Linked DNA regions of Homo sapiens: region 2 is linked to region 1. A link is a loop called in an ENCODE intact Hi-C map of the cell type or tissue named here. Cell type or tissue: HCT116. All regions are shown on one strand. Links, peaks and the distances in the headings refer to the core of each region. The heading gives the core; the rest is flanking DNA. Region 1 overlaps PKN2 (protein kinase N2). Region 2 overlaps KYAT3 (kynurenine aminotransferase 3).

Region 1 (11,202 bases), core at 2,062-10,061:
GTATGAAAAGTTATAGAAAGACTATACATACTGATGGGTGAATATTGGCACAAATATAGAATTTTTTATCTGGAAGGATATACAACAAAAAGTAATGTTACCTTTAAGGAGACGGTCTAAGAAAGAAAGAGGTGGGTTTTCAATCTTTATTTTCTGTACCATTAAAAAAATTCCAACATAAATATTTATTAATTCTATTGTTTAAAAATTATGTTTTTATATTGAAATCATAGGTTATATTTTCCTCTTATTTTCTATAAAGAAAATAAAAGTAATGTGTAACAGTTTTTTCTATTATGTTTTTCTTTTTTGAACACTATGCCTAGTAGTTTACTTGTTAATTCAGTTGCTTAGAGCACAAAGAATGAAGGCCATAGGTTTGACTAATTACATTTGCAAATAATAAAACTATCTCTTGTTCAAAGAACACAGTTTTAACTTTAAGTCAGCTGGCAAACTTGTGCTGTTGATTACAGGATGAATCACGTAAAAGCATGTGATTGACTCAATACAAAACATTAATACTGGAGACTCACTCTAAGTAACGTCCTACTGATAGAGAGTAAGAGAGAATACATTAGGGTTATTAAATTCTAAGTAAACATTTCAATTTCCATACCTATCAACTCCTGCCCTTCTAAACAGAATATAAATAAGACCTTAACCAAAAGAGAAAAAGTCTCTCTACTTTCAGAAAAGCTAAAAACTATTCATGTCCCCAAACTTACTATTTTCTAAAAAGATACATTTTTTTTATTAATATACCATATAAACATCAAATAAAGCACTACTATACCTGTAATATCTTCTGGATCTGATACAACAATATGTGCATTTAATTCCTGCAGCTTGTGATGTAGTTCTTCTAATTTTTTATTTGATTTTTTCAAAATGTTGTCTACATAAGCCAAACTTTTTTTATCTGTTGTGACTTTCCTCAGATTTTCAGCTCCTTCTTTGATTTTCAGTTCTTTCCTTATTTCTCTCTTAATTCGATCCTTGATATCATCCAATTTCTGCTGCACCATTGTATCTGAAAAGTCTAATTTTTGAACAGCACTCACATTCTCAGAAAACGGAAGACTTCGGGAATCCCCCTACAGAAAAAATAAACATACAAATGTGGGAGTTTAGGAGAGTTGGCTGCTCAGTAAATATGCAGTGTTTTCAGCCTAAGAGAGTCTTTCTTGATTACATTACATTTAACTATATTTAATTATCTCCTTAATAAGCAATAGACCAACTACTTACTGACTTTTATTATAACCATACAAAATCATAAATTCAAGAACTCACTGGCTACTAAGTAGCATTACTTGACAAATACATTTATATTAAAATAAAGTGAACACATCTACACACAAAGGCTGTGTAAAGATAGCGGATTTTGGTATCTTAGGAACCCAGGTTAGATCCCAACCCCTACACTGTGAACCTTGAGCAAGTTACTTAACTTTTCAAATACTCAGTTTTAATAGTCTACAAAATCTAAATAATAATAGTAGCCACCTTTTAGAGATACTGTGATAATTCACAAATATTGTAAATGAAGTTCTAAATACAAGTACTGGGTCACTGCAGTCACTTAATAAATAAAAAGTATTATTAAATTCTATAGGTAAACACTAAAAGCCCAGACTTCATCACTACATAATATATTTATGTAACTAAACTGCACTTGTATCCCTTAAATTTATACAAATAAAAAAATTCAATAGGTGAATCATTTTATCTTCTGTAAGAAACTTCTTAAAAATAAATGAATATTGGCAAAATAGATACCTTTATGACCACTTTTTAGTTAATGAATTAAATGTACTAGGGCTTGGGAAAACTATATTCAGAACTCCATTTATACAGTTGTTCTTTGGTATGTGTGGGAGGTTGGTTCCAGGATCCCACATATACCACAATCTAAAGATGACCAAGTCACTTATATAAAACGGTGTGGTATTTGCATATAATCTAAATACACACCCCATACTTTAATCTCTAGTTATTTATAATACACAATACAAGTGGTATGTAAATAGTTGCTATGCTGTATTATTTGTATTATTTTTTATTTTTTTTTTCCCCTAATACTTTCAATCTGCAATTGGTTGAATCTGCAGATGTTGAATCCACAGATATGAATGGCCAACTGTATACTTCAAGGCTAAGTACTCCAATTGGTAATTTGGTTGACTCAGTACAAAAGCATCATTACTTGAGAACACCTCTAAATTGTGTTCTATTGATGGAAGCTAAGACAATACACAGTACAGTCACCTTAAAATGAAAATCCAATCAGTTAAGCACAGCTAATCTATATTTACAACAACTAAAGTTATGTTCTAGCTATTTCTATATCATTTACTGTTTCAAAGTCCATTACTATAATACCATTGGATTTAAAATGTTTAAATTCTGAAACACAAGAAACCAAAGATAATGGTTACCTCTAGGGAGGAGATTTGAGTTTATGAAGGACATGGAAAAGAAAAAGACACACTGTGCAGCCTTTTTGTACCTTTGAATCACAGACCTAATTAATGCAAAGATTTTCTTTAATTTTTTGAGAATTCCTCACACCCATATAAATAAGTTGATGCAAGTACTTTCTACATTCATTCTTAATTTCTAAAAATTATGTATCATGCAAAATAGTGAAAAGGGTGAGCTTATGGGTGATACGGGATCTCGTCTTGGTTTTCATATCAATTTACCTTGTGCCTGCAGGTATATTATGCAAAATATGAAGTAGTTGATTTCTATAAATCTCTTTTTTTTTCTGGTAGAGATGGGATTTTGCCATGTTGTCCAGGCTGATCTCAAACTCTTGGCCTAAGTGATCCTCCCACCTTGACGTCCCAAAGTGCTGGGTTTACAGGCATGAAACACGTGCCCAGCCTGTTTCTAGCTAAGAATTCCTTTGAAACGCCAACAAAAAATAGTACAAAGAAAATTTCATGTTGTTATGTATACTTACCAGGTTCCACGGATCCTAGGTTAAGAATTCCTAAAACAGGTAATCTACACCTGTTAGAAGTTGTATTTCTGATCTGTCACTATACAGATAAACAATGATCTTCTACCTGAGCCAAAATGCTGTCTAGATTTTTCACTATTTATAATGGAATATAAGTCCTACGATCCATTTGGTTTCCAAAGTTTAAGTGTCTATCCTTGGCAAGTTGTCAACAACACTAGCACATGTCTATTGTCAAAGAATAAAATCCCAAATTCATATTGTCTAGTTTCAGGTAAAGTGGACTGAGGCAAAAAATGCTTAGATAAAAAATAGTTTAAGCTAGTTCCATTCCTCCAAATATTTTTGTTTCAATCCTTACACATTTATCAGAAAACACTTTATGAACTGCTTTCGCAGATTTGTTCTTTAATATTATGTCCAAAGCCAGAGGTCTGCAAAATTTCCTTGTTCATGGTACTCTTAATATCTCAGGAAATTATTCCTTATTTCTCATAGGCCAGAAGAAATACCTAACACTTTCGTTTACTGCCTACCTCAACTCCCATTTCTTTCCACTTTGTTCCTTAAACTCCAATCATATCAAATTATAAAACTTTACTTCAAGAAATCATCTCTCTTGGCTCAGCCACTAAGCATGCTTCACCTTTGGTATGCACCATCTCTCCTTTCTCCTGCAGTTATCTCTTTCAAGTATCTTCTTGACCCTGTTAACTTTTACTTTGTTTCAAAGATCAAGAACAACTCTTGCTGGGAAACAATTTCCTGTCCAAAGCCTTTCTTTAGAATTTAGTTGAATGCCTCTCCTGTGTGCTCTGATATTGTGTACCTTATTGAAACAATTACCCCTTTTTTTTATCTGACCACTCTTCAAAGACTATGAGCAATTTGAGGGCAGGGCTTATGCTTGGCAGATTAGTTTGGTTTTTTTTTGTTTGTTTGTTTTTTAATGACTTGTCCATTATGTTATTTAATATTCTTCCTTTACAATTAAGGAAAACCTGCCACTGCTGAGGAACTCATGCTTCCCTCTATCTGATAAAGAGAATTTGGAGAAGAGGCAGAGTCAAGATGGCTGAATAAGACTCTCCAGCGATTGACTCCCCACAGAAACATAAATTTGAACATGATCTATGCATGAAAGTAACTTCGCAAGAGCCAAGGAACCAGATCAGAGATGACCATATCTGGTTTTAGCATTACTAAGAAAAGATCAACTGAAGAGGGTAGGAAAGACAGAGGTACAATGCCTGAATCACCTCTCCCCCAACTATAAGCACAGCACAGAGAGAGACACAGCCCACTTGGGGTAAGGAGAGGGAAGTGAGTGCAGGACTTTTGACTTGTAGCTCAGCACTGGGTCTGCCGTGGTGAAACCCAACACCAGGCAGAACCCCATGCCCCTTAACCCCAGACCAAGCTAGGCAGACAAGGACCCATCCCGATACTATGTGGAAACCTGTGGCCTCAGTATGACAGACTTGTGTTCTGGCATCTACAGTAGCCTCAAGCCATGAGTGAACTTCAGCAGCAGGAAGGCTACAGTGGTATGGGCCTGATTGGTGCCCCGGGGATGTAGTAGTCCTGGTGGCAGGACTGGGACCCCATTATTCTTCTTCCAACCCTAGGCAGCACAGCTTGGAGAGTGCCTCCATCTACTGGGGGAAAAAGAGGGATACAAAAGCAGTACTTTGATCTTGACTCAGTGACAAGTCTGCCATGGTAAGACTCCACACTGGGCAAAATCTGATGGCCCACTGATCCCAGGCTGGCACCCAAAGACCGTGCCTCTGAACTCATTTCAGTGTCAGGCAGAGAGACATGGCCTCAGTGGAATAGACTCAGGGGTACATCACTACTGTCTGTCTGCAGTGGACTTGAGCCACAAATAAACCTCAGCAGCAGGCAGGCTATAGTTCCATGGGTCTTGGGCATATCCCTGTGCTGTGCTTGTCTTGGCAGCTATGGTTTTCAGGTGTGAGCTAGCATTACGGTGGCCGTCCTGGCCACAATACTGCCTGCTCCACCCCTTCCCTCAACCCCAGGCAGCACAGTGTGGAGACACTGATGCTTGAAAGAATGAGAGGGGAACAGGTACACAATGTTGCTTTGGAGCATGCCATGGTGAGGCCCAAGCACTGAGCAGAGTGACACAGTGCCTAACGTGTCCTGGCCCCAGTGGAAACTCACACACCCAGAGAGACACTCCAGTCTCTCCCCTAGTCAATCTGGGCCAGAACACAAACCAACTGTGAATTCACTGCAAACCTGGGCTTACGGTGCCATCTAGTGCTGAAACAGTGATAGTGGCCAAGGGCTCAAAGAACACAATAATCGCCCTGCTTAGAATTTCTGGAAGAACAGGAACAAACCACCACCAGGCTTTGAATGGGGAATAAACAGCTAATCCCTCAATGTTCAGATGTCAGGGCAGGCCAAAGGCATGAAGAATATTCAGGGGTCGGGCACAGTGGCTCACGCCAACAACTGGGAGGCTAAGGTGGGTGGATTACCTAAGGTCAGGAGTTTGAGACCAGTCTGTCTAACATGGTAAAACCCTGTCTCTACTAAAAAATATAAAAATTAGCCAGGAGTGGAAGTACATGCCTGTAATCTCAGCTACTCAGGAGGCTAAGGTTGGAGAACTGCTTGAACCTGAGAGGCAGAGGCTGCAGAGAGCCGAGATCATTCCACTGCACTCCAGCCTGGGCAACAGAGTGAGTGAGACTCTGTCTCAAAAAAAAAAAATTTTAAGAAAGCATTCAGGAACCATAATTTCATGCAACAAACAAAATAAGGCACCAGGAAACAACCCTAAAGTGATGGAGATGTGTGATGTCTCAGAGAATTCAAAAGAGCTGTTTTAAGGAAACTCAATGAACTTCAATAAAACACAGGGGAAGAATCCAGGAATTTATCAGAGAAACATGAGAGATTAAACAAACTGAAATCCTGGAGCTGAAAAATACGATGAACAAAATGAATGCAGTAGAGAATATCAACAGCAGAATCTATCAGATACAAAAATCTGAGCTTGAAGACAAGCTATTTGAAAACACATAGCTGGAGGAGAAACAATTAAAAAAAGGGTAAAAGGGAATGAAGAAGTTTACAGAACAATGCAACAGTATCAAAAGAGCAAATATTTGGGTTACTGGGCTTCAAGAGGGAATTGAGAATGACAAATGGGAAGAAAGCTTATTCAAAGAGATAATAACACAAAACTTCCCAAAACTAGAGAAAGATACAAATTATCCAGGTACAGAAAGGTCAAAGGTTACCAATCAGATACAGCCCAAATAAGTGTACCCCAAGAAATACCATAATCAAATTCTCAAAGATCAAAGACAAAAATATTTTGAAAGCAACAAAAGCAGCAAATAACATATAAGGAAGTCCCAATCTGTCTAGCAATAGACTTCTCAGCAGAAACCTTATAAGTCAGGATGAGTGAGATGATATATTCAAATTGTTAAAGAAAAAAAAAGATTGGGGGTGGGGGGGGGGGGGGTGGGCTGTCAACCAAGAATACTGTACCCAGCACAGCTATCCTTTAGAAATAAAGCAGAGATAAAGACTTTGCCAGACAAATGAAAACTAAGAGAATTTATCATCATCAGATATGTCTTACAAGAAATGTTAAAAAAAAATAGGCCAGGAACAATGGTTCACATCTGTAATCTCAGCCCTTTGGGTGGCCAAGGTGGAAGGACTGCTTGAGCTCAGGAGCTCAAGGCCTTGGGTGGCATACCAAGACTTTGACTCTACTAAAAATGAAAATTAAAAAATCAGCTGGGTGTGGTGGCGTGTGGCTGTAGTCCCAGATACTTGGGAGGCTGGGGTGGGAGGATCATTCAAGTCCATGAGATCAAGACTGCAGTGAGCCATGATCGCACCACCGCCCTCTAGCCTGAAGGACAGAGTGAGACCCTGTCTCGAACATACAAGCAAACAAAAAATGCTAAAAACAGTTCTTTAAATGAAGAAAGAGACTCTAATGTGTAACAAGAAAACATCTTAAAGGTATAAAACTCACTAGTAAGTATACTGGAAGATGGAATACTATAATACTATAAATGTGATACATAAAGCACTTGTATCTTTAATATGAAGGCTAAAAGACAAAACTATTAAATAATAACTATTTTAATTTGCCAAGAGATGGGTAATATAAGATGTAAAATGGGACATCAAAAATTACAAATGTGGGAGAAAATGGAGTTAAAAGTAGAGTTTGCTTTTTCTTTCTTTTCCTATCTTTACAATCAAAGTTGGGTTGCTATCAGTTTCAAATATCTCATTTTAAGATTTTTTTCATAAGCTTCATGGTAACTGCAAAGCAAAAACCTATAAGAAATACACCAAAAATAACAGGGAAACCATCAAAACACATTACTAGAGAAAATCACCTAACCATAAAGAAAGACAACAAGAGAACATAAATAGCCAAAGTAATCTAAAGCAAAAAGAACAAAGCTGGAGGCATCATACTACTTGACTTCAAAACACATTACATAGCTATAGTAATCAAAATAGCATGCTACTGGTATAAAAAAGACACACAAATCAATGGAACAGAAGACAGTCCAGAAATAAATCATCTATCTACAGTTTATTAATTCTTGACAAAGGGGCCAAGTACACTCAATGGGAAAAGGGCAACAAGTGGTGTTGGGAAAACTGGATATCCACATGAGAGAATGAAATTAGATTCTTATCTCTCACCACAGACAAAACTCAACTCAAAATGGATTAAAGACTTAAATGTAAGACCCCAAACTACAAAATCACAAGAAGAAAATATGGAGGAAATATAGGGGAAAGCTCCATGTCACTGGTCTAGGCAAGAATATTTTGGACAAAACCTGAAAAGCATGGGCAACAAAAGCAAAAACAGTTTGAGCATTCTAAATCCAAAACTCTAAAACGCTCCAAATTTTTTTTTTTTTTTTTTAAAGATAGGGTCTCACTCTGTTACCCAGGCTGGAGTGCAGTGGTACAATCATTGCTCATTAGCAACCTTGAAACATTGAGCTCAAGTGATCCTCCCACCTTAGCCTCCCAAGTAGCTAAGACTACAGGTGGGCTCCACTATGCCTAGCTAATTTTTATCTTTTGTAAAGACAGGGTCTTGCTACATTGCCCAGGCTGGTCTTGAACTGATGGCATCAAGTGATCCTCCTGCCTTGACCCCCCCAAATTGTTGGGATTATAGGCGTGAGCCACTATGAAACCTTTTGATTGCCAACATGATACTCGAACTAAATGCTTATTGGAACGTTTTGAATTTTCAAAATTTGATTTGGAATGCTCAACCACTAAGTATAATGCAAATATTCCAGAACCTGAAAAAATCCCAAATCCAAAACACTCTGGTTGTAAGCATTTCAGATACAGGATATTTAACCTGTATAGACAAATGGAATTGTATCAAACTAAAAATCTTCTGCATAGTAAAGGTAACAATCAACAGAGCAAGGATGCCAGTCATAGACTGGGAGAACACATTTACAAACTACACAACTGATAAAGGGTTAATACCCAAATATAAAGAACTCAAACACTCAATAACAAACAAATAACCTGATCAAAAAATGGGCAAAAGGCCTACATAGACATTTCTCCAAAAAAAGAACATACAAACAACCCACAGGTGTATGAAAAAATGTTCAACATCACTAATCATCAAAAAATGCAAGTCAAAACTATAATGAGATATCACATCACTCTAGTTAGAATAGGTACTCTCAAAAAATCAAAAGATAGCAGGTGTTGATGAGGGTATGGATAAAAGGGAACCCTTATACACTGCTGGTGGGAATGTATAGCCATTATGGAAAACAGCATGAAGGCTACTCAAAAAATTTTAAACAGAACTACCACATGATCCGATAAATCCCACTACTGGGTATATATATCCAAAGAAAATGAAATCAGTATGTTTTACAGATATCTGCACTCCTATGTTTATTACAGCATTATTCACAATAGCCAAGATATGGAATCAACCTAAATGTCTATCAAAGAGAATAACTATTTTTATGTTTCTTGTTACATATTCCCAACTTTTTTGTACCCATTAACCCATCCTTCCCTACCCGTTTTTCCCTGCTCCCCTCTCGTCCTCTCATAACTACCATTCTACTCTCTACCTCTATGAGAACAACCTTTTAGATTCCACCTATGAATGAGATCATGTGGTATTTGTCTTTCTGTGCCTGGCTTAGTGTCCTCTAGGTACATTCACGTTGTCTGAAATGACAAGATTTCATTATTTATGACTGAATAATATTCCATTGTGTATATATACTATATTTTATTTATCCACTTACAAGACTTCATTTAAAAAGTTGGGAATATAAAACAAGAAATTTAAAAATAGTGTTTCTCTTTGACATAGAATTATAAAACTCAAGAAATCTAACCTAAGATAATAATTAGAAATTTTTGTTATATAGAATGGTCAATTCAATAATTTTAAAATTAATAATATGTTCAATGCACTGTATTGGGCACAGACAGACTCCCTTATAAAGCTTACAAATATCAGGGCTTTAAACCAACTTTAGAAAAGAGAAAGTTCAAGATGCTACCTAAGTGTCATAACAAAAGAATTTCAAGTCAGCTAGCGAATAAAGAAAGGTTTCCCTTATTTGTGCCCTTGATTAGTTAACAGCAGTATATGCAGCTGATATACTGCTGTGTAAACACACTTTTATTTCAAGTTATGTTAAAAATAAGAACTTTAAAAATAGAGGGAAAGATAAATTAAGAGGGATTTCCATTTTATTTTTCAAAGTTTTCCATGTTTTCTCTATTTTTTTGACAATAAAATTTTCTCCACTTCTTTTTTTAACCTTGCCTAATAAGGAAAAGACATTATTTAAAAGAAACCAAAAGAACCAAAAGTAATATTAACTTTATTTCAATTGTGGAAAATGTAAAAGCTTATAATCATATCTTATACTACATTATATCTGCTACTTAACCTTGCCACTTTCATTCAACACAATTCTACTACAAGGGACCAAACTACAGACTACACAGTACATTGTAATTAAATTACCTCATGTGCCAGTCAAGTATTTCAAATACACAAATGTGATAATATGTATTTGGTAAATACAATGACTTTTACTTTGTACAATAATGAAATTCTTATTTTTAGACTCAAACATAAACTGACATTTTCAATTTAATATACTTCAACAAACTCACAGTAAAGTTAAGAAAAACACTGAAATAAGAACAAGACCAGATTCAAAGAACAAAATGAAAATGGACTGTCACTCGTGACCAAGTACTTCATTTAGGGAGAGACAGGAGAGGATGTTTACTCCTCACTGGCCCAGTTCCCAGAGTAGTGAAAAAGCTGTTACTCTCTCTACATTTCAGAAATATAAAACAGTCTGACCTGATAGATGCCAAGAAATGTTAGAGTACCCATAAAAACTCACTGGATACAATGATTCATATACTATGTTAGCTAGAAGGAATTTCAAAAACCATTTAGTCTAACTTTCTTGATTTTAGTCTTGGGGAAAGCATGCTTAAAGCAGCTAAGCAACCAGCTGTCAGAGACCTGGCTGGGTTCAGCTTACTAGTCCTTCTGACTCCTGGTAAATTGCGTTTTTATTTACTCCATACCATCTTCTTCCAGGGGCCCTCTGAAATACCCGTTTATCTATATTTGAACTACATCTTGACCAGATTGATTTGCATTAATAGATATTACCTGCCTTAAGCCAGGGATATTAGCAGAACACATTTCTTCTTCTCTAATTTCATCCTAATCCAACATTCTGTGCCTCAAAAGGAAAGTGCTCTCAACTAGAAAGCAAGAAACCAGTTCAAACACAAGCCCAGTGTACTGGCTATCCAATTCAAGCGTATTATCCTACTTATCTGTACCTGTTTGCTTATCTATCTTTCGGTTTCCCTATCATACAAGGTTTAAAAAAAAACTTTATTCAAAACATGCATTGAGTTCTAGGTAATGAAATATAAAGATAAAAATGACCTGATCCTTCTTTCTTTCTGGTATTCAATTTATTAAAGAAGACAGACATGAAAACCAAATATAATTTGAAAGAGCAGCAAAGGCTTCACACAAATGTAGGCCATATTGTGTTTTTTGTTTGTTTGTTTTGAACAGAAGGCTCAGTTAGAATGTTGTGTTATGGAAATAATGAAGCATTTGGCATCAGAATGACCATGTATAAATTCTGATA
Region 2 (11,202 bases), core at 2,287-10,286, 250 kb before region 1:
AGGATTTATTTTGACGGGCTTGTCTGCCTTTTAGCTTTATATTCGGCCCCCCAAAATTCACCAGCTTTCTCAGCTTCGGGCCACCCCCAAATCTGCCAAGCATACTTTCTGAATCTTCATTTTAAACAGTCTAAACCGTTGATAATAAATCGACAGTTTCATTTCTATAGATCATGCGTTTTGGAATATGGACTTTATGCATAATATGCTATAATTAGATCACGTAGATCATCCTGATTCATAAGTTGCCAGGTTTTCTTCACAGAAATTGTTTTTAGGGAGAAACTAGAAAAATACAATGAAAATATTGTTTAGAATTAAAAGCCATATACCTTTTTATTTTCTCCAACTTTTCGATGACATCTAAATTTAATGTATTTATCTCATTTGTGAATATATATATATGCAATGTTGATTGCATTAGAAAATGCTGCTCAAAATACTTAATAAAATGCAGATGTAAACTAGCTTGATTCAAAGGTTCTGAGTCTGCATTTTTTATCAGCCTGCTTAGATTTCTTCAGAGCCATTTTTTCACCTATGCTCCCACAGTTCCTTACACAATGAGATTACCTAGTGAGAGGGTCATAAGTGAGATGGAAAGAGAGCCTAGGTCTAGGTCTTGGAATTCCATCATTCAATGGCGGATTGTGGGAGAGGCAGGAGATAAATGAGAGATTGTAAGATGTCAAAAGCCAAGGGGACATGGTGTTTCTCAGGGGAAAAAGGGCTTGCCTGCCAGTATCTAAAGCTGCAGAGAGCTCTAGGAAAGTGAGAATTGCAAAATGTCCACTGGATTTAACAATATGAAGGTCAAAACTGACTTTAGCAAGAGTTGCCATTATGGAGTAATGGGTGAAAAGTCAGACTGCACTGGGTTGAGGAGCGTAGATTGAGGAAAAGGAGAGAGCTAGTAAAATGAGCAACAGGGAGATGGTACAGTCAAGAGTTTTATTTTTTGTGTTTTTTGTTTGTTTTTTATGTTTTTTAACCGGGAGAGACAAACAAAGTTGAATATGCAGGAGTAAAGAGGTAATAATCAGTGAAGCAAGGTATCCGTAGAGGGAATGAGATCTAAGTCGTGGAGGAGAGGCGATCCTTTTAAAGGAGGGTAATTTCCTTTATTATACTGGGAAGGAAAAAACAAGGATTTTTTAGATTTGGGAAAGTAGAGAGCGCAATCTGCTTGGACTGAGGAAGAAGGTAGAGGGATTTAGTTTAAAGGAGTGTGGGAAAAATTTAAAGAATCATTTTGGACTATGGGAGACAAGTGTTACCTACAAAATATAGTAGAAATGCTGCAGTGTTGGGGGTCAATTTAAGACTGATGACCACAAATCTGTGGTGAAACCAATATCCCGTGGGACTTTCTCCAGCAGTCCACAGCCAGGAAGTACATTGCATGATGGAGGTAATGTGCTGTAGAAGACAGATAGGAGAGAGGGGTTTGGGATTTAGGCTTTGAGATTTCAAGATGAAAACAAGTAGACTTAGATTTAGGGGCAGCTCCCTAAGAAGGAAGGTGGGCATTGAGGCCTGGTACCTAGAGAGTATGGCTCACCCAGTCTGGGGTGAAATCTCCCAGAAGCTGCACTCCAAGCTTACTTGCTTTTATTATTAGCACATTACCTCCATCATGCAATGTAATTCCTGGCAACTGACCCAGGTCTTCCTTTCTCTTCCATTTTCCAAAGTTTCAGCTGTGTCTTTTGGGACAGCTGCGCCATAATCAGCAAATTCCATTGTATCTTTATGTCGTTAGAGGGTTCCCGCTACTTGCTTGCTTTAACTCAAACCTTATTAATTTATTCACCTATTGTGAAAAATGGAGAAACTGAGGCCCAGCAAGAGTCCATAACTTGACTACAGATAGAAACTTTTTTTAAGATTGAATTCTGCTTTAATCTCTTAATGTGGTGAATCACATTAATAGGTTTCTTATATAAACCCAACCCCCCTTGGTCATGATGTATTATCCTTCTTGTATACTACTGGGTTTGATTTGTTAGCGTTTTATATAGAAGCTCTATTTAGTTTCCATAGATTAGGTCTCTTTTTCTCTAAGGTTTGATAACTGTTAGACGACATGCCATCCACTGATACAGCAGCCTTATACAGTAGACTTAAGAGAACAACATTCTCAGAGTAAAACCTTATGAGAAATATCTATTTGCCTGAATGTTTTTAGAAAGCTGGGTTTTCTTTCCACTTCTAAGTGGCAGTATTGTAATAGTTTCATTGCCTTGATCTTCCTCCATTTACCCATGACGGATATCAATTTTATACTTACAGGTAGAGAAGCAATTCAGAATGCATGCCTATCATGCCACTGGAATCCACTAAAATGGCTTGTGGGAATTGTTGGAGGAAGTACCTTCAGAATAACCTAAGATTCACTCATATATTCTTTATATTTATCAAGGACCTACTATCATTCGTCTTTTCAAACAACTTTTTAAATAACTGTTTCTAACAACTTTAATTTACTGTTACAAACTATGCTTTTACTAGTGACTGTTATCCAGAGGATTCTGAAATTTGAGTAGTTCCTAGATTGAAATACTCTGGATTTTATAGCTGCTAGAAATGGAACTTTCACTTTCTGAAATTTAATGCTCTTGACTAAATTAAAGCCTTATTTTTTTAATTAAGAATATTCTTAAAGCTCTCTAGTTTAAAATGATGTGAATATAAATTTGTGTAGGAAGAATACATTTATTAGAATGCCTCCAGTGATGAGAGATTATATCATAGAAAGAAAACTTGAAAGAAAGCAAACTCACTTATCAAAAATGTTTACTTGGATTTTACGTAAGCTTATGATACATCAGCTAGCTGTAAGTGTCTGATAGTGATGTACCCATCATATATTTATTCCTCTTCTCAATTTTTCTTTTATTTAATAGCATGTTTTTGGCCCAGAGGAGCCTCTGCTCTCTTAGCGGTAGAGCAAAATTCCTGAAGACAATTTCTTCTTCCAAAATCCTCGGATTCTCTACTTCTGCTGTAGGTATTGCTTACTTACAGATAAATTATTGTACATATTCTGCACTGTCCAAAAAATATGTAATTTTTCAGATGCTTTTTTACAAATACTTTATTGAAATGAACATTTCTATTACATATGCTGAAGGTGTCTCTTGTCATTGACTAGAATTGACATTCACTGAGCAACTGCTTGCCTGTCTGTGGATCAGGCCATGTGCTGGTCATTATATATTCATTACCTCATTTTGTCTTCACAAAACCCTTCAAGTTATGAATATAGGTCCAGTGGCATGGGAAAAAAGTAGAAGAGGATATTTCAGGAGGACTGCTCAGGGATCGAAAAAGGTTTAAAACCCATAACCACCAAATACAATACGTACATCTGCTTTAGGAACTTGATTCAGTCAACCAAAATGCAGAAAGACATTTTTTAAAGACAATCAGAGAGATACGAATGTGGACTGGGTATTAGATGTTAACAAGAAATTATTGTTGGTGAGGTGTGGTAATGAAATTGCAGTTATATAAGTAGCAATATTTTTTAGATAATATGCCAAGTATGTAGGGATGTAATGACCTAAGGTCTAAGATTTATTCTAAAGTTACTCAGCAATTACAGAAAAAAAGAGGCAAAATCTTGAGAATTACTGAATCTGGGTAGTGTGCATATGAGTGTTTTATATTAGGTTAAAGTATATGAAATTGCTATTTTTGTATGAAAATTCCATTTTTGGCATATGAAGTACCATTTTTGTCATAACTGGTTGAATATTGACAATTTTGTATTCAACCTAATTCTAATCTCTCAACTGGTTTAAAATTTTCTCAGTGGTTTAAAATTTTCATAAAAACCATCATCAGTGTCTTCTATATGTAAATCTTATGAATTCTACCTCATAACTGTCTTGAATTCTCTCCTCTTTATGCCACCGTGACCACCTTTTTCAGGCCCTCTCCCAACATAGAAGTCGGTTGAAGCCAGGGAAGTGGTTGTGCTTCCCCAAGGTGAACATATGAAACCATGGCACTAAAAGGGCATTTGTGTGCACAATCCTCATTTGTGGAACTTTTATTAGACTACGTATGCCAGGGCTCACCATTATGCATTCTAATTCTACATATCTGGAATGTATTTTGAAAAATCTTTCCAGCTGATTCTGATGTATGTCCCAGGCAAAAACCACTGACAATGCATTATTCAAACTTGTGGACTATTTGGGATAGCACTAACCCCTCTCCATACCTAGCAGTGGAATGGTTGGGTTGTGTGGTAGCTTTATGTTTAATTAAGTAACTGCCAAAGTGTTTGTATCATTTTAACTACATTGGAAAAGTGTCTACAGTTCATCAGAGGCTTTGCATTTAAAATAGTCGCACAGGGATAAAGATAAATATTCTTCCTATTGCTGGACGAATGAAAAACACTGGCCAGTGTTACAAAAGCAATAGTGATAAGTTTAAATCAAGAAAGACTTGTCAGAACCAGCCAGATAAGTTACTGTGAACTTACTTAGAATATTCGTTTCATCCACATCATCCTTAATGTCATGAAAATCTGCCGGGAAGGGAATAGAATGAAGGATAGGCTGTATTTTCCTGTATTACTTGCTTTTTTACAAAAACATTTTACATATTCTCTAATTTTAAAGAATGTTTTGAATGCTAAAGGAAAAATGTAGGCGGGGCGCAGTGGCTAACACCTGCAATCCCAGCACTTTGGGAGGCTGAGGCCAGTGGATCGCTTGAGACCAGGAGTTCAAGACCAGCCTGGGCAACATGGCAAAACCTCATCTCTATTAAACATACAAAACATTAGCTGGGCACACACCTGTAGTCCAGGATGGTCTCAATCTCCTGACCTTGTGATCCACCTGCCTCGGCCTCCCAAAGTGCTGGGATTACAGGCGTGAGCCACCGCGCCTGGCCCTAAAATAGTCTATTAATTTTTTTTTTTTTAAGAGAGTCTAAAATTTAAATGTCCACCAGAGAAGCGCAAAAGCAACACTGGACAAAACCTTTTCCTTAGGTCTGTCCTTCCTTAAGGAAATCAACTCTCTCTGTCTCTCTCTCTCTCTCTTTTTTTTTTTTCATACAGTCTCTCACTCTTGCCGCCCAGGCTGGAGTGCAATGGCGCAATCTCGGCTCACTGCAGCCTCCGCCTCTCGGGTTCAAGCAATTCTCCTGCCTCAGCCTCCTGAGTAGCTGGGACTATAGGTGCCCGCCACCACTCCCGGCCAATATTTGTATTTTTTGTAGAGACGGGGTTTTGCCATGTTGGCCAGGCTGGTCTCAAACTACTGGGCTCAAGTGATCCACCCTCCTCAGCCTCCCAAAGTGCTGAGATTACAGGCATGAGTCACTGCGTCCAGCCCAACCCTCTCTTTTGATGTGAAAGTATCACCTTTTGTACATTTAGTCCATACCCAATATCTCTTTGCCTCCTTTAGTGCAAAGTTACTCATCCTTACTTGTATCTAAGAGAATCTTTCCTACTTTCTGAGTGGGCACTAGTTTTGGAGTATATATATTGTATGCCATGAACTATATTTTTCTGCTTATGGCTTTGCCTCATTTAATTGCCATAGCACTTACATGGGGCAGGTATTCATTTTCCTGCTTAGCAAATAAGGAAACTGAATTTCAGAGATGTCAGGTAACCTGCCTACTTCACACACTAGGAGTTTTGATGTTTAATTTTGAACTAAGATCTATCTGGCTTGAAAGCTCTTTGCATTAAACAACCTTGAACAATATACTTGGAACGTAGGTGTGTTTTTGGCACAGAACATGGCATGTGTGTGAGGGATTGAACACAGACTTGCCCAGATTCAAACTTACCAATCTTCTGTTTCATGTGCCCAGAAGAAACAGCCTGTTTCTCAGCCTCAAACCCAAACTTCTAGTTGTCTTGATTGGTTCAGCCTGACTGTCCAACTCTGATTTATAGCTGTGATTGGGGGAGCTGAGATTACACAGTGTAGGCAGGCAGAAGGGCCCCAGGCCTATTGATATGGGTGAGGACAATACTCACGCACTCCCTTCACTTACTCACTCTTCCAAGGTCTTGGCTTGAACCCAATTTTTTTTGAGAGAATAAACCAGGCTTTTTGTTCTCCACTTGGCCTGACTCCATTTCTGGCATTCCAGCCATGTATTTAGCTGTTATCAGCTTTCAGATTTAGAGAAAGCCTTGTTTCCAATAAGCTTGTTTCTCTGAAGTAATTGTTAAAATATAATTTTCAGAAAAAGGTTAAATCATGACTCATACAAATATAAAAATGAACATGTGCTAAAGATTTTTATTTCACTCATGTGATATGAAGTAACCAGACAGAAGTTATAACCAGTACATATGGAAAGTCAAAAAGCACAAATTCATATGTAGTAAAGGAATTGGATTGCAAATGAAGGCAAAACTGTTTTTTCTACAGGGTGGAGGGAAGATAATCAAAATGCTAGAACCAGAATTTGCATGCCTGTCACTTAGCTTCAATTTACAAAAGCCCAGAATAACTCAAAGGCAAATTCTAGCCCTGCAAATATCAGCCCTAAAGCTGTGCTGTGGCCAGTGCATAGTTTTCTATTGAAGTACAATTTTTTCCCCAAATACATTATCTCTCAGAGGGAGTCCAAATTGCTTCCCTTTCACTCAGCAGATCTGTTCAGTCAACAGATGTTAAATAGCTACAGCGTATCAGGCACAAATAATTCTTTATAAAATAAAGTAACAAACTATATGTTGTTTCAAAGTTCCAGTTAAGGCCAGCCGTGGTAGCTCACCCTTATAATCCCAACACTGGGAGGCCGAGGCAGGCGGATCACTTGGGCTAGGAGTTCCATACCAGCATGGCCAACATGGTGAAACCCTGCTCTACTAAAATACAAAAATTAGCCAGGTGTGGTGGCGCATGCCGGTAATCCAAGCTACTCAGGTGGCTGAGGCACAAGAATGGCTTGAGCCTGGGAGGCAGAGGTTGCAGTGAGCCAAGATTGCGCCGCTGCACTCCAGCCTGGGCAACACTGTGAGACTCCTGTCTACAAAAAAAAAAAAAAAAAAAAAAAAAAGCAACAAAAAAAGGGCTCCTGTTAATTATACACACTTTTGAGCTTAATATAATTGCATTTTTTATGTATCTTTAAGCATCTTTCCCTGCTTTACATTTCCACTTCTGAGTTTTACTTTCATTTCTTCCACCATTACAGGAACATTCTGTTGTTTTCCTCTGCCATCTAGTGGCAAAAGAAAGTAATTTTCCTGGTTTTTTGAATGGATAGCCATACCTTAAAAAGCATCCAGATTGCGCAGTAGTGCTAGCGGCTTCGCGGTTCAGTCCTCCTAACTGACAGCCGCCACTGGTGCTGAGCTGCTAGGAAGCCCCTGTCGGCGAGCTTGTTGGAGCTTGAACCCACTGTCACCCCTCCGACTCACCGGCAAAAAAAAAAATGGTTGAAGCAGATCGCCCAGGAAAGCTCTTCATTGGTGGGCTTAATACGGAAACAAATGAGAAAGCTCTTGAAACAGTATTTGGCAAATATGGACGAATAGTGGAAGTACTCTTGATAAAAGACCGTGAAACCAACAAATCAAGAGGATTTGCTTTTGTCACCTTTGAAAGCCCAGCAGACGCTAAGGATGCAGCCAGAGACATGAATGGAAAGTCATTAGATGGAAAAGCCATCAAGGTGGAACAAGCCACCAAACCATCATTTGAAAGAGGTAGACATGGACCGCCCCCACCTCCAAGAAGTAGAGGTCCTCCAAGAGGTTTTGGAGCTGGAAGAGGAGGAAGTGGAGGAACCAGGGGACCTCCTTCACGAGGAGGACACATGGATGATGGTGGATATTCCATGAATTTTAACATGAGTTCTTCCAGGGGACCACTCCCAGTAAAAAGAGGACCACCACCAAGAAGTGGGGGTCCTTCTCCTAAGAGATCTGCACCTTCAGGACTAGTTCGCAGCAGCAGTGGAATGGGAGGAAGAGCTCCTCTATCACGTGGAAGAGATAGTTATGGAGGTCCACCTCGAAGGGAACCGCTCCCCTCTCGTAGAGATGTTTATTTGTCCCCAAGAGATGATGGGTATTCTACTAAAGACAGCTATTCAAGCAGAGATTACCCAAGTTCTCGTGATACAAGAGATTATGCACCACCACCACGAGATTATACTTACCGTGATTATGGTCATTCCAGTTCACGTGATGACTATCCATCAAGAGGCTATGGCGATAGAGATGGATATGGTCGTGATCGTGACTATTCAGATCATCCAAGTGGAGGTTCCTACAGAGATTCATATGAGAGTTATGGTAACTCACGTAGTGCTCCACTTACACGAGGGCCCCCGCCATCTTATGGTGGAAGCAGTCGCTATGATGATTATAGCAGCTCACGTGATGGATATGGTGGAAGTCGAGACAGTTACTCAAGCAGCCGAAGTGATCTCTACTCAAGTTGTGACAGGGTTGGCAGACAAGAAAGAGGGCTTCCCCCTTCTGTAGAAAGGGGGTACCCTTCTTCACGTGATTCCTACAGCAGTTCAAGCCGCGGAGCACCAAGAGGTGCTGGCCCTGGAGGAAGCCGATCTGATAGAGGGGGAGGCAGAAGCAGATACTAGAAACAAACAAAACTTTGGACCAAAATCCCAGTTCAAAGAAACAAAAAAAAGAGTGGAAACTATTCTATCATAACTACCCAAGGACTACTAAAAGGAAAAATTGTGTTACCTTTTTTAAATTCCCTGTTAAGTCCCTTCCGTAATTTTTATGTTCTTGTGAGGAAAAAAGTAAAACATGTTTAATTTTATTTGACTTTATGACATTGCTTTTCAACAAGCAAATGTTAAATGTGTTAAGCCTTGTAGTACTAGTGTTGTAACTTTCCAAGTAAAGGTGTCCCTAAAGACCACTTCCTATCTGGTTTTTCCCAGTAAATGAGGCAAGCAATTCTAAGATCTTCCACAAAACATCTAGCCAACTAAAATGGAGAGATGAATCATTCTGCCTATACAAACAAGCTAGCTATTAGAGGGTGGTTGGAGTATGCTACTCATAAGATTTCAGGGTGTTTTCTAACTGAAATCTCACTGTTCTCAGTATGCAAAACCTGAAATCAGATGCCTATGTAAGGAAAGTGCTATTCACCCAGTAAACCCAAAAAAAGCAAATGGATAATGCTGGCCATTTTGCCTTTCTGACATTTCCTTGGGAATCTGCAAGAACCTCCCCTTTCCCCTCCCACAATAAGACCATTTAAGTGTGTGCTAAACAACTACGGAATACTAAATAAAAAGTTTGGCCAAAACCAACCATGAAGCTGCAAAGGTGCTTGCTCTTACTCTTTCAAATTTTTGCAACTCTAATGTCTCACTTTTAAAGGAACAGCTTGATTGCAAAGGAGAAAATAGATAAGCAATGAATTTATCTCCAACTTCCTAAAGGCTTATGACTTCTAAAAAGTGAATCTATCAGCATTCCACATCAGATTTAAAGCATCAAATGCCTGTGAAACAGCAAAGATGGTTGAAGATTGTGCTCATTATGTTTGTGGAGTGCTGATTGATTCACAGTAGATAACGCTGGCAGTAAGAGAAATCAAATGCTAAGAGTTGTTGAAGCAGAAGGCGGCTGATTGTTGGTAAGTCAGTGCAGTTGCATAAGCAGTGCTGTCAGAATTGGTTTGGTGCAGGCAATAGATTTTGCCTTCAAGGGTTCCTGTGGATCTCAGGAAGGCATCAGTGTTGATTAACACTCATAACTAGGGAGTGAGTGGTAGTTACTTAAGTAATTGACCAAATGGAAAAGGGGAAGTAATTAAGGAAATTGGTAAGTGGAGGTAGTCAGGAGGTTCTCGTGGTCCTTTACACAGATTTTACAGCTTTGGGTTTCATTTTGTTTAGCTAAAGTCATGGGGACAACTCTTCAATTTAGAACTTAAGATGAATTATAAAAATGATGGATATAAGTGGTAGCTCTATCTGGTGAAGTGTCTTGTCAGTAAGTGAAACATTTTTTTGTGGTGGCTTATCCACAAACAGTTTAGTTGTAGAATAAAACTTATGAGTGACATCTGGAAAGTAACAACCATGCTAAGATGGCAAACACACTGGAAACAATTGGGCCACTTGGCTTTCTTTTGCTGTATTGTTTTATAAGCCTGCTTTACCTCCCCGTCTTGGAAACAAGTTTTAGTTTATTGCTTTGGAGACTAGAGCCAATAGTGTAATGTTCTCAAAGGAAACAGACTTGAGTTGTTGGATTAGAGGAACTAACTCAACTTCTAATTTTTTTTGTTGTAATTATGGCACTGTCATGTTTTAACATTTGCAACTAGGGATAGTAAGTACAACATTTTTAACTCTCATTTGGCAGACTACTACTAATCACAGACCACAAGGGTAATGACCAAATTTATGTGGTTGTTACACTTCCATAGTTGTCTTAGCCGAATCCTTCCATATTCTTATGATTACTTGGGTTAAAGCTTCTGTGAGGACCTTTTGGCTCTTAAGATATCCTAAATATTTAAAATATTTAGATATCCTAAATATAGGATATAGAGTTTGTACCAAATATGAATGAATATTGTTCAAAGCAAGGAGTATGTTAAAATGACCAGACACCTGTTTGATAAATAGTTTACTGAACTAGCAGACGTGTGGAAAAAGAATCAGATCTTGATTCTTCTGGGTTTATACTGGTTGTAAAACAGAATGATATTAGAAAATGTTTTCCTTGTTTAAGTGGTAGTTGAACATAGAACTTGGGTATTATAGATCACTTTTCACTTTTTGGAATGTTTTGTATTGAAACTTAATACAACTTTAACATGGCAAAAAAAAAAAAAATCCAAAATCTATGAGATAATTTTGTTAAAGTTGGCTTGCTTGGGCGGGTGCTTGGTCCAGAGGGAGAAAAGAAGGCATGATTTCAGAATACTCTGGCAGCTTTTTAAATTCAGCTTTATCAAGTTACAGTAAACTGTATCTGTTTAGAATTACAACTCAATGGTTATTTTGACAGATGTATATGCCATGAAGCCACTGTCACCATCAACATGCAGAACACTTCCATCGCCCCCAAAAGATTCCTCAAGTTCCTTTGCAGTCCATCCCTCACGCTGCTGATTTGTCTTTGTCACCATATATTAGTTTGCTTTGTGGTGGTGTTTAGTATTTTATATAAATGGGATTGTGTAGCATGTACTTTTTTGTTTA

The links. Hi-C counts contacts between places; a loop is a spot of excess contacts. Peaks named below come from ENCODE experiments on the same cell type or tissue, not always from the same donor. Only the 100,000 strongest peaks of a DNase experiment are listed, where the experiment ranks them.
Region 2: it touches region 1 in a loop (7-fold over the local background); 3 of 110 quality-filtered maps call a loop at or near these places.

What each region holds. Positions count from the first base shown.
Region 1 is chr1:88,730,883-88,742,084 of GRCh38, reverse strand. It overlaps PKN2 (protein kinase N2), which reads right to left. Exons shown (of 22, transcript NM_006256.4): 2 at 797-1,097. LOC124904213 (a long non-coding RNA gene) reads right to left here and starts at 237. Exons shown (of 2, transcript XR_007066210.1): 1 at 102-237. In HCT116, for the core only: a CTCF peak has its summit at 5,259 (motif pointing left); a DNase peak (open chromatin) is centred at 5,274.
Region 2 is chr1:88,980,056-88,991,257 of GRCh38, reverse strand. KYAT3 (kynurenine aminotransferase 3) reads left to right here. Exons shown (of 14, transcript NM_001008661.3): 2 at 2,907-3,006. The coding sequence starts at 2,908. It overlaps RBMXL1 (RBMX like 1), which reads left to right. Exons shown (of 3, transcript NM_001162536.3): 2 at 2,907-3,006; 3 at 7,192-11,202. The coding sequence starts at 7,432. The coding sequence ends at 8,604. Among named protein-coding and RNA genes, the nearest start is that of KYAT3, 7.0 kb to the left of the region's middle. RefSeq lists an enhancer at 1-60. In HCT116, for the core only: a CTCF peak has its summit at 7,235 (motif pointing left); DNase peaks (open chromatin) are centred at 5,397, 6,007 and 7,197; H3K4me3 peaks cover 1,235 bases; H3K27ac peaks cover 2,267 bases.